2 separate regions of the Homo sapiens genome follow, and region 1 is linked to region 2. Evidence: chromatin contacts called from ENCODE Hi-C or POLR2A ChIA-PET data. All regions are on one chromosome and are shown on one strand. The core of a region is the stretch at or near the end of the contact, and the rest is flanking DNA. Distances in the headings are between cores, read along the strand shown. Region 1 overlaps SQSTM1 (sequestosome 1). Region 2 overlaps MAML1 (mastermind like transcriptional coactivator 1).

Region 1 (4,192 bases), core at 1,693-4,192, 54 kb before region 2:
GCCATTTAATTAGATTGTTTACAAATTTAACAGGATGGCTACAAAGAGATCTTATTTTAAAAGCAGCTGATGGTTTGGAAATGAGAGAACTACAGTGGTGAAGAGACCAGGAGGCAGCTCTCAGTGAAACCAACATTGCGGATGCCCTTCGTGAGCCTTCTCAGTCCCAGCAGGAAGCCCACAACACTGGCCTCCCCAGCCTGCCTGCTGACAACACCTAGGCTTACTTTATCTAAAATCAGAGTGTACCAGGTCTGTAGCAGAAAATAATCAACTAAATGTCAGGGACCTATGAGTCATTTAAAACAAAAGAGAAAGTGAAAGCCATTAGGCAAGCTATGTGCTGGGCTGCTAACGTAGCCCCTGCAGGGAGGGGTCAGGAGCGCGCTGCAGTGAGCCTTGGGTCTCGCAGGCCCAGCCCTGCTGCAAGGAGCCAGGGCACCCAGGAAACATCAGCACACACACACACAGGGACCCTCCCTTCATGTCACTTGTTTTGCTGCCCTAAATGGCTTCTTGCACCCTAACCCCTGATCCTGGAAGAAGGCAGAGAAACTGGCCCGTACAGAGACCTGCAATTCTACGCAAGCTTAACACAACTATGAGACAGAAGAGGGGCACGCAGAAGAGGTGGGCAAAAGTGGTCACAACGGCGGGGGATGCTTTGAATACTGGATGGTGTCCAGAGCCGCTCCGATGTCATAGTTCTTGGTCTGCAGGAGCCTGGTGAGCCAGCCGCCTTCATCAGAGAAGCCCATGGACAGCATCTGGGAGAGGGACTCAATCAGCCGCGGGTCAGCCTCTGCCGAAACAGTAAGGAAGCCATGAGGAGTGGTGCTGAGCCCTGTGAGTGACCCGAAACACATACCCTGCTGCCTTGGCCAGCCAGGACCAGGGTCTGCCAGTGTCCGAGCCTGCCCAGAGCTCTCGTCCTCACAGGCCACAGTGGACCTGCTTTCCCTGTAAAGGGCCAAGCAGTCTTTTTCACACTGCTCAACTCTGCCACTGCGACACCAGGCAGCCAGGTGGTGTGTAAGCAGAACCATCAATGGACACTGAAATAGGCATTTCACCTGTCACATCTTTTGATTTTAAAATGTAAGAACAGGCCAGTTAGCCAATTATTACACTCCTCCATGCAAGAGATGATGGGGCATTGAAATAGATTGAAGATGGAGAGAGATGAATGGATACAAGATACATTTTGGAGGTAGAATGAACAGGACTTGGAAATGTATGTGGAGAAGGCAAAGGAGTTAAAGATGATATCTGGAGCAGCACAACTCACAATTGCAAAGATGTGGAACCAACCTAACTGCCCATCAAGCAATGAGTGGATAAAGAAAATGTGGTATATATACACCATGGAATACTACTCAGCCACAAAAAGGAACGAAATAATACCTTTTGCAGCAACTTGGACGGAGCTGGAGGCCATTATCCTAAGTAAAGTAATTCAGGAATGGATACCAAATATCATATGTTCTCACTTATGAGTAGATGCTAAGCTATGATGATGCAAAGACATAAGAATGATATAGCTTTCCCTCTCCCTCTTTCTCCACGGTCTCCCTCTGATGCCGAGCCAAAGCTGGACTGTACTGCTGCCATCTCGGCTCACTGCAACCTCCCTGCCTGATTCTCTTGCCTCAGCCTGCCGAGTGCCTGCGATTGCAGGTGCGCGCCGCCACGACTGACTGGTTTTCGTGTTTTTTTGGTGGAGACGGGGTTTCGCTGTGTTGGCCGGGCTGGTCTCCAGCTCCTAACCACGAGTGATCCGCCAGCCTCGGCCTCCCGAGGTGCCGGGATTGCAGACGGAGTCTGGTTCACTCAGTGCTCAATGGTGCCCAGGCTGGAGTGCAGTGGCGTGATCTCGGCTCGCTACAACCTCCACCTCCCAGCTGCCTGCCTTAGCCTCCCAAAGTGCCGAGATTGCAGCCTCTGCCCGGCCGCCACCCCGTCTGGGAAGTGAGGAGCGTCTCTGCCTGGCCGCCCATCGTCTGGAATGTGAGGAGCCCCTCTGCCTGGCTGCCCAGTCTGGAAAGTGAGGAGCGTCTCTGCCCGGCCACCCATCGTCTGAGATGTGGGGAGCGCCTCTGCCCCGCCGCCCTGTCTGGGATGTGAGGAGCGCCTCTGCCTGGCCGCGACCCCATCCGGGAGGTGAGGAGCGTCTCTGCCCGGCCGCCCCGTCTGAGAAGTGAGGAGACCCTCCGCCCGGCAGCCACCCCGTCCGGGATGTGAGGGGCGCCTCTGCCCGGCCGCCCCTACTGGGAAGTGAGGAGCCCCTCTGCCCGGCCACCACCCCGTCTGGGAGGTGTACCCAACAGCTCATTGAGAACGGGCCATGATGACAATGGCGGCTTTGTGGAATAGAAAGCGGGGAAAGGTGGGGAAAAGATTGAGAAATCGGATGGTTGCCGTGTCTGTGTGGAAAGAAGTAGACATGGGAGACTTTTCATTTTGTTCTGTACTAAGAAAAATTCTTATCCTGTTGATCTGTGACCTTACCCCCAACCCCGTGCTCTCTGAAACATGTGCTGTGTCCACTCAGGGTTAAATGGATTAAGGGCGGTGCAAGATGTGCTTTGTTAAACAGATGCTTGAAGGCAGCATGCTCCTTAAGAGTCATCACCACTCCCTAATCTCAAGTACCCAGGGACACAAACGCTGCGGAAGGCCGCAGGGTCCTCTGCCTAGGAAAACCAGAGACCTTTGTTCACTTGTTTATCTGCTGACCTTCCCTCCACTATTGTCCTATGACCCTGCCAAATCCCCCTCTGCGAGAAACACCCAAGAATGATCAATAAAAATAAATAAATAAATAAACAAAAATAAGAACTACTCTTGGCCCATAGGCCATAGCTCGCCATCCCCTGCCCTAAGGCAGAGAAGACACACAGCGGCGGCCCACAGCAGGTTGTGCACACGGACCTTGGTTTACACACGGCTGCCATGTGACAATGAGGAGTTTCTGTCAGCTGTCCCCACCCCCCACCCCCCCACTGCTGCCTGCCACACCATCCACTTCAACGGTGGCTTCTGCCTGGCTCCTACAGGGATCTTGGCTATGACCCCCCCCCCTCTCAGACCAGCACTCCCTGAGGCGGCACTTGAGTGTGAGTAGTAGGGACACACCCAGTGCTGCCCCCTCTCTGTGTCACACCTGCCTTAATTCCTGGTCTGCATGTTAAGTTTTAGAAACTCCTACAATTAATATTCCTGGCTCTGGAGTTTGCCTAAAGAAAAACATTTTCAGAACTGCATTAGCAGAGCTTACTCGCTATTGCTCAGGGTACACATAATAGGACAAAACCAACTCCTAACCTCCCACACCTACAGACAGCCCTGCAGTGGAGAACATCTCATCCTTCTGTTTGTGTCGCTGAAATCAGAGGAGGGCAGGATGCTCTAAAGGGAAAGGTAGGAATATGTACAAAACCTCTTGGTTCACTTGCCTGGCGGGAGATGTGGGTACAAGGCAGCTTCCTTCAGCCCTGTGGGTCCCTCCTGGGAGGGGTCCAGAGAGCTTGGCCCTTCGGATTCTGGCATCTGTAGGGACTGGAGTTCACCTGTAGACGGGTCCACTTCTTTTGAAGACAGATGGGTCCAGTCATCATCTCCTCCTGAACAGTTATCCGACTCCATCTGTTCCTGGAACAAAACTCACCATGAGCACACAGGAGACACGCGCAACAGGCCAAGCCTGACCATGGCCCTGGCTCCTGGCAGACAGTCGGGGAGCACGCATGCACACGTGCAGTTAAGGCTGCAGGGGTCTAGGGGGAACAGTGGCCACTCACAAAGACCAAGTAACTACAAAGTTCTAGCAGGTTCCCAGCGTGACTTTAATGGCACAGACATCACTGCAGCAGCAGCAGCTCCCTCGGGTTTGTAAGTGGGGCTGCAGAGGTGCTGAGGATGAGGCGGAGGTGCAGGCCACAGATCACTAGGCTGGCCGTGGTCCCAGGTGGCGGGAGGGGCACAGGCTTGCCTCAGGGCGCCCCTCGGACTCCAAGGCGATCTTCCTCATCTGCTCCGCCAGAGACTGCGTGGCGCCCTCAACATTCCCACCCGGCTTGCTGGGGTCAGAGCAGCAGCTGCTTGGCTGTGAGCTGCTCTTCTCCTCTGTGCTGGAACTCTCTGGAGAGACGGGGGTCAGGCGGCTTCTTTTCCCTCCGTGCTCCACATCGAT
Region 2 (5,580 bases), core at 871-3,370:
AACCCCCGCAACATCTCTCTCAAGGTCACAGTCACTCCTCCACTTACACTTCCCAAAGGCCTAGGGTACTCTATTCCCTTCCCCAGTGTCCTGCCCTGGTGCCACCACAGCGAACGTTTAACAGTTCCTCTTTACAGCTGTCCCACTTGCCACAGGTGATGGGGTCATCATGGCCAGCAGTCAGCAGCGAGCCAGCTTACAGTCGGCTTCCTGGGACCACTCCCCGCACCAAGTCTCTCGAGCCAGGTGCCCCAAAGGCAGATTTCAAAGGGCATCAGCACCACTCATAAGGGAGCAAGGGCTACTGGATTGGGCAGGCGAGAGGTGGAACTGAGATGCAGACGCAGCAGAGGCCTCAAGACGACAGCACCGGTGCAGTGGAGCCAGGATGGCTCTTTGGAGATGTCCCAAATTGAGGCAAGGGTGTTGGGGTCTCCATACTCCCATATCGACAAGTCTCCAGACATGGGCTGCCCCTGGAAGAGGGCATAACCTTGGGCAGCTCCCCTCCACTGAACACAATTCCCAGGAAGAGTCAGCTATGAGCTGGCAGCAGCTCTGAACAATGAGTGTCCAACACTCCTGGAAATGGGTCTCAGTCCTGACAGGTATCTGGAGTGTATCACAGCCTCTGTAACTGTCCGCTCAGTCTGGTCCAATCTCCCCGCTTTGGGACAGCCACAGAGAGGTCCCATACATGGTTAGCAGTGGCACACTCAGGCTTAGACTCGCCCTGTTCTCCTGCTCTAGTGTTCCTATAATGCCATAGGTTTACTAAGAAGTGGACCCAGGGGAGGGGAATCCAGGATCAACTGGATAGAGTAGGTTAAATGCAAGGAATGACAGACAGCTGCAAAGTTTAAGGAACATGCCTGTTACTGCACAAGCAAGAATCAAAAAGAAGCCACAGATTTATCTTTTTATGTTTTAAGGGACAGGGTTGGCTGGGTGTGGTGGCTCATGCCTGTAATCTTAACACTTTGGGAGGCTGAGGCAGGAGGCTCGCGTGAGCCCAGGAGTTTTGAGACCAGCCTGGGCAACATACTAAGACCCTGTCTCTACAAATTTTTTTTAAAAAAATTAGCTTGGCATGGTGGTACACGCCTGTAGCCCCAGCTACTCGGGAGGCTGATGTGGGAGGAGTGCTTGAGCCCAGGAGGTGCAGGCTGCAGTGAGCTATGATCATGCTACTGCATTCCAGCCTGAGCAATTCATAGTGAGACCATCTCAAAAAAAAAAAGAGACAGTCTTGCTATGTTGCCTAGGCTGGAGTGCAGTGGCTACTCACAGGTAAAATCATAGCTCACTGCAGCCCCAAACTCCTGGCCTCAAGCGATCATCTCTCTTCAGTCTCCTGCGTACCTGAGACTACAAGCAAAGGCCACCATGCCCGGCAAGATTTAATTTTTCTCATTTTTCAGGCAGTATCTCACTCTGTCACCCAGGCTGGAACACAGTGGTACCATCATGGCTTACTGCCGCCTCGCCCTCCCAGTCTCAAGCAAGCCTCCCACCTCAGCCTCCCTAGTAGCTGGGACTACAGGAGTGTGTCACCACGCTCGGCTAACTTTTTGTAGAGATGGGGTCTCACCATGTTGCCCAGGCTGGTCTCAAACTACTGGACTCAAGCGATACTCCTGCCTTGGCCTTCCAAAGTGCTGGGATTATAGGCATGAGCCACCGCACCCTGCCAAGATTTAAATTTTTTATTACTTGGGGGCTAGGACCTCCTTAGGCCTCTAGCTCTAGAGAGCTCGGACGGCAGTATCTATAGCTCTTGAAGATTCTGCATGTGGTTGGACTCTGTCTTGCGTTATATAAAATCATCTGTTATTACAAGTATAGAACCAGCCTAAAACTTTAAAATTCATGAGAAATGTTATCAGTAGTAATAAATCCAGAAGTAGTGAGCAAGCAGTTGTCTCTGCTACATAAAATGTAGTTAGATCTTAATAAGGATGCAAAATTCCAGTTTTTCGTCCTCAGTCTTGAAAAGTTCTGCTTTCCAGGCACAAAGAAAAGTGGAGGCCTCCACACTGATCCCACATAGCAATCTAACACGGCCTGCTGCTTCTCACCACAGCCCATGTGGTCAGGGCTTGCTTAAGGTCGCCCGCAGTGTGGAAATCCTCAGAGTAAGTCCGTTCTGCAGCCCTGCCTCCAGCAGGCAGCTGGCTGCATTTGTTTGTTTTTGCAGCAGATGGCATCTAGTTCTTCCTAATGTACGTGACCCTTCCCAGAAGACTGACAGGGTGGTGGATCCCTGAATTCTCCCCTTGTGGCGCTGGTTTCTGCTTTGGGTGGGAGTCTGAAGTTATCTTTCCCAACGTCCATGAAATGGTTTTCATGCACTAGCTAAACTCTGCAGCTCAGCTTACTGTAAGCGTGCGAAGAGCAAATTATCCATGAAGCATAAGTAAAGCCAATCTGAAGAGTGGCCAGGACATTAACTGCTTGAACGCAAAAGGGGAAGAAAAGTCCAGTCAAGACATTTGCCACCACTCGCCATTTCCTGTGCTGGCCAGGGCAGTGCCTGGAACACTGAAGTTCAGCCACTAGCTTTGGACCAAGTTCGCAGGTAGCTAACATCTTGCATCTTTCAACAGCTTTAGAGCCACATTGCCAGCTCCAGGCATCAGCTGGCTGGCCTGCAGGGAGCATTACTGATAATGCCACCAACCATGGTGTGCCATCCAACTCCAGGGGCAAGCAAGAGACCCTGGAGCTTGTCCTTGACTTACCTTGGGCATCTTCTGGGGCTGGACAGGGGAGGCGGGCAAGTCTTGTCCAGGCTGGCAGAGGTTTCAGAACAGCACAGGCCTGCACTGCAGGCTGGTTGCAGCTCACAGGCACCTGGAGGATGGCAAGAGCCACCATCCTACTAAATGCAGTGGCATATTGCTTGCTTTCAAATTTGTGGGTTTTTGTTGTTGCTGTTGTTGTTGTTTTGAGACAGAGTTTAGCTTTGTCGCCCAGGCTGGAATGCAGTGGCACGATCCTGGCACTGCAATCTCTGCCTCTTAGGTTCAAGCCATTCTCCTGCCTCAGTCTCCCAAGTAGCTGGGACTACCGGCACGTGCCACCAGGCCCAGCTAATTTTTGTATTTTTAGTAGAGACAGGGTTTTGCCATGTTGGCCAGGCTGGTCTCGGAACTCTTGACCTCAGGTGATCTGTCTGCCCAGGCAGACAGATCCCTCCCAAAGTGCTGGGATTACAAGCGTGAGCCACTGTGCCCGGCCTGCTTTTAAATTTAACATGTGCAGGCATCTGTTAACTTGCTCCTAAGCACTCCTCCCTCTTCCTGTTAACAGCACTGTTTTTTGAGACAGGGTTTCTGCTGCCCAGGCTGCAGTGCAGTGGCATGATCTTGGCTCACTGCAGCCTCAACCTCCTGGGTTGAAGTGATCCTCCCACCTTATTCTCCTGAGTAGCTGGGACCACAGGTGTGTGCTACCATGCCTAATTTTTTTTTTTTTTTTTTTTACAGAGACAGGGTCTCTCTATGTTGCCCAGGCTGGTCTCAGTGATCCTCCCACCTTGGCCTCCCAAAGTGCTGTGATTAGGCCTACGTTGTGTGTCACTTTCTTAAGAGACCTACGTTGCTACCGTGTCTACAGTAGTCTGTGGCTCACCCCAGCCTCTGCAGCCCCACTGCCCTCTCTCATTACCTGGCTTTAGTTTCTCCCTAACACTTACCTCACCTGTGTAAGAACTCCTTCCCATGAGACTGTGAGCTCTGCGGTACAGGGACCTTACCTTCCTGTACTGCCGCAATTTCTATCATATTCCCTGCCTCTAGGGCAATGCCTGGCCACAGCAGGTGCTCCCTAAACATTTGCCAAGTGAACTGTCCCTTACCGAGTCCTCCTCCATCACCCCCAAGCCTGGCTGGTGACCTGGAGAGACTCGGGGTAGTGGCAGGCTGCAGGGATCTGGAACTGCCTGGGCCTTGCCACTACTGAGGCCTGGCCATCCGATGTCTCCTTTGATTCTGAAAGTTACTGGGAACCTTAAAAATGGGCTGTAGGGAAATAATTTATAGGATTATATTAGCCAGATTTCTTTTCTATTGGCTTGCAAGTTAAGAGCCCCAACAAAACCATTATTCCAAATGACTGTCCAAAACCTTCATAAATATTTCAAATGGCTGCATCCTATCTCATGGAGTGGAAGCACCAGTTTGCTTAACCAATCCCCTAGGGCAGCAGTTTAGCATCTCATTTTCTGCGACTGTAAACAGCCATACTAAGAACACCACTGTGCTGTACCTTTTTCTATACCCAGAATCATTTTCAAGGATCGCTTCTCAGAATTGCAACTGTCCAGGCAGACACAGCACGAACATTTTAAGGAGCTTGATAACTTCTACAAAATTTCTTCCCACGAACAATCATACGGCAGCCAGCCTCCCATCCTGCAGCCAGCGCTGGGTGCCGCTCAGCACTGTGCATCTCACAGGTAGGGCCACTCACTTCTGTTCTCGTTTGTGTTTTTAGATCACTGCAGATAACGTGCATTCTTAGCCAAGAATTCACAGGGAGTCTCCGGAGTTTTCCTCCTTTACTGCGCCTTCTATGGCAAGGCCACGAACACTGTTTCCTGTGTGTCACAGATGTCTTCCCCTTTTTATTAGCATAATCTAGCTTTTTGAGTCTATCATGGCATGGTTCCTCCCTGTGGTCCCCTGAAGGCCATTCTTCTCTGCCCTTTGAGGAACTCCAGCCTCTCCCAGGCTGCCCTGCTCCCTGCTCCCAGCAAAGCAAAGCAGGGAGAGTTCTGAGGTGAGCGGCCCCATTCACCCTTTCAGTCCAGGCTCCATCATCTGGTCCCCTTTCACAGTGTGACATGCCAGAGCACATCATTCTTACAATTAAAAAAAGGGAAAACCAAGCTCTATGCTGAAAAGCAACTAAATAGTACATGGAGCAGACAGACTTCAGGGGCAAACCTAAGGGTTCTACATGAAGCACGAGAAGCACAGTCGTCCGGCCCAGCTCCCTCCATCAGCCGCATGGATGCCCGTGAGTCCCGGAGACAGGCTGCTTTCTCAGGGTGATGCTAGAGCTAAGAGAGCACAGTCGTCCGGTCCAGCTCCCCTCCATCAGCTGCATGGACGCCCGTGAGTCCTGGGGCCAGCCTGCTTTCTCAGGGTGATGCTAGCTCTAATTTAGTATCTATCAGCAGATAACAGAAGCTCCTCTGAGGCTTCAACCAAACCAGCTCCCACCCAACAATGTGCAATAAGAAAGCAGCTAAATCTATGACTCGACAAGCATTTCTTTAAAAAGAAAAAATTAAAAAACCAAGAAAAGCAAGCAGCTAAATTACAAAAGAAAACCAATCCCCAAACTTCTGCCAGCAGACCCCAGGTGACGTCAAATACAAAGGTTGTTTCCATACTAGCAAAATACTTTATTTTTATAATGATAAAACAAGGAAAGTAAAGATTTCTTTTTGGTGTATACCAGAGTTAAGGGCAGTAGAAGAATATGGGGATTAATAGGACTTTTATGAACTTTTGATGACAATAAAAAGTTAACAATACCAACCGTTTGCCATAAAACTTATCATAGCTCCCC

Evidence for each region. A loop is a pair of places that touch in the nucleus more often than their neighbours do. ChIA-PET counts read pairs that join two places held with the same protein, here RNA polymerase II (POLR2A). Pooled maps may share reads with other maps.
Region 1: a loop to region 2 is called in a pooled map, with 7 times the contacts of the local background. The contact joins two enhancer-like sites. A Hi-C loop is called at or near these places in 1 of 168 maps with a recorded cell type or tissue (PC-9), 4 of 37 single-sample maps with no recorded cell type and 9 of 50 pooled maps. POLR2A ChIA-PET finds 5 or more read pairs at or near these places in 23 of 52 experiments (AG04450, B cell, CD4-positive, alpha-beta T cell and 19 more).

What each region holds. Positions count from the first base shown.
Region 1 is chr5:179,833,046-179,837,237 of GRCh38, reverse strand. It overlaps SQSTM1 (sequestosome 1), which reads right to left. Exons shown (of 8, transcript NM_003900.5): 6 at 3,992-4,192; 7 at 3,456-3,651; 8 at 1-802. The coding sequence ends at 645. Among named protein-coding and RNA genes, the nearest start is that of SQSTM1, 14 kb to the right of the region's middle. RefSeq lists enhancers at 244-393, 175-469. Within about 2 kb of position 2,942, at least 2 of the 41 ENCODE cell types and tissues checked have a DNase peak (open chromatin) inside an H3K27ac peak, as active enhancers do.
Region 2 is chr5:179,777,096-179,782,675 of GRCh38, reverse strand. MAML1 (mastermind like transcriptional coactivator 1) reads right to left here. Exons shown (of 5, transcript NM_014757.5): 5 at 5,393-5,580. Among named protein-coding and RNA genes, the nearest start is that of LTC4S, 14 kb to the left of the region's middle. Within about 2 kb of position 2,120, at least 2 of the 41 ENCODE cell types and tissues checked have a DNase peak (open chromatin) inside an H3K27ac peak, as active enhancers do.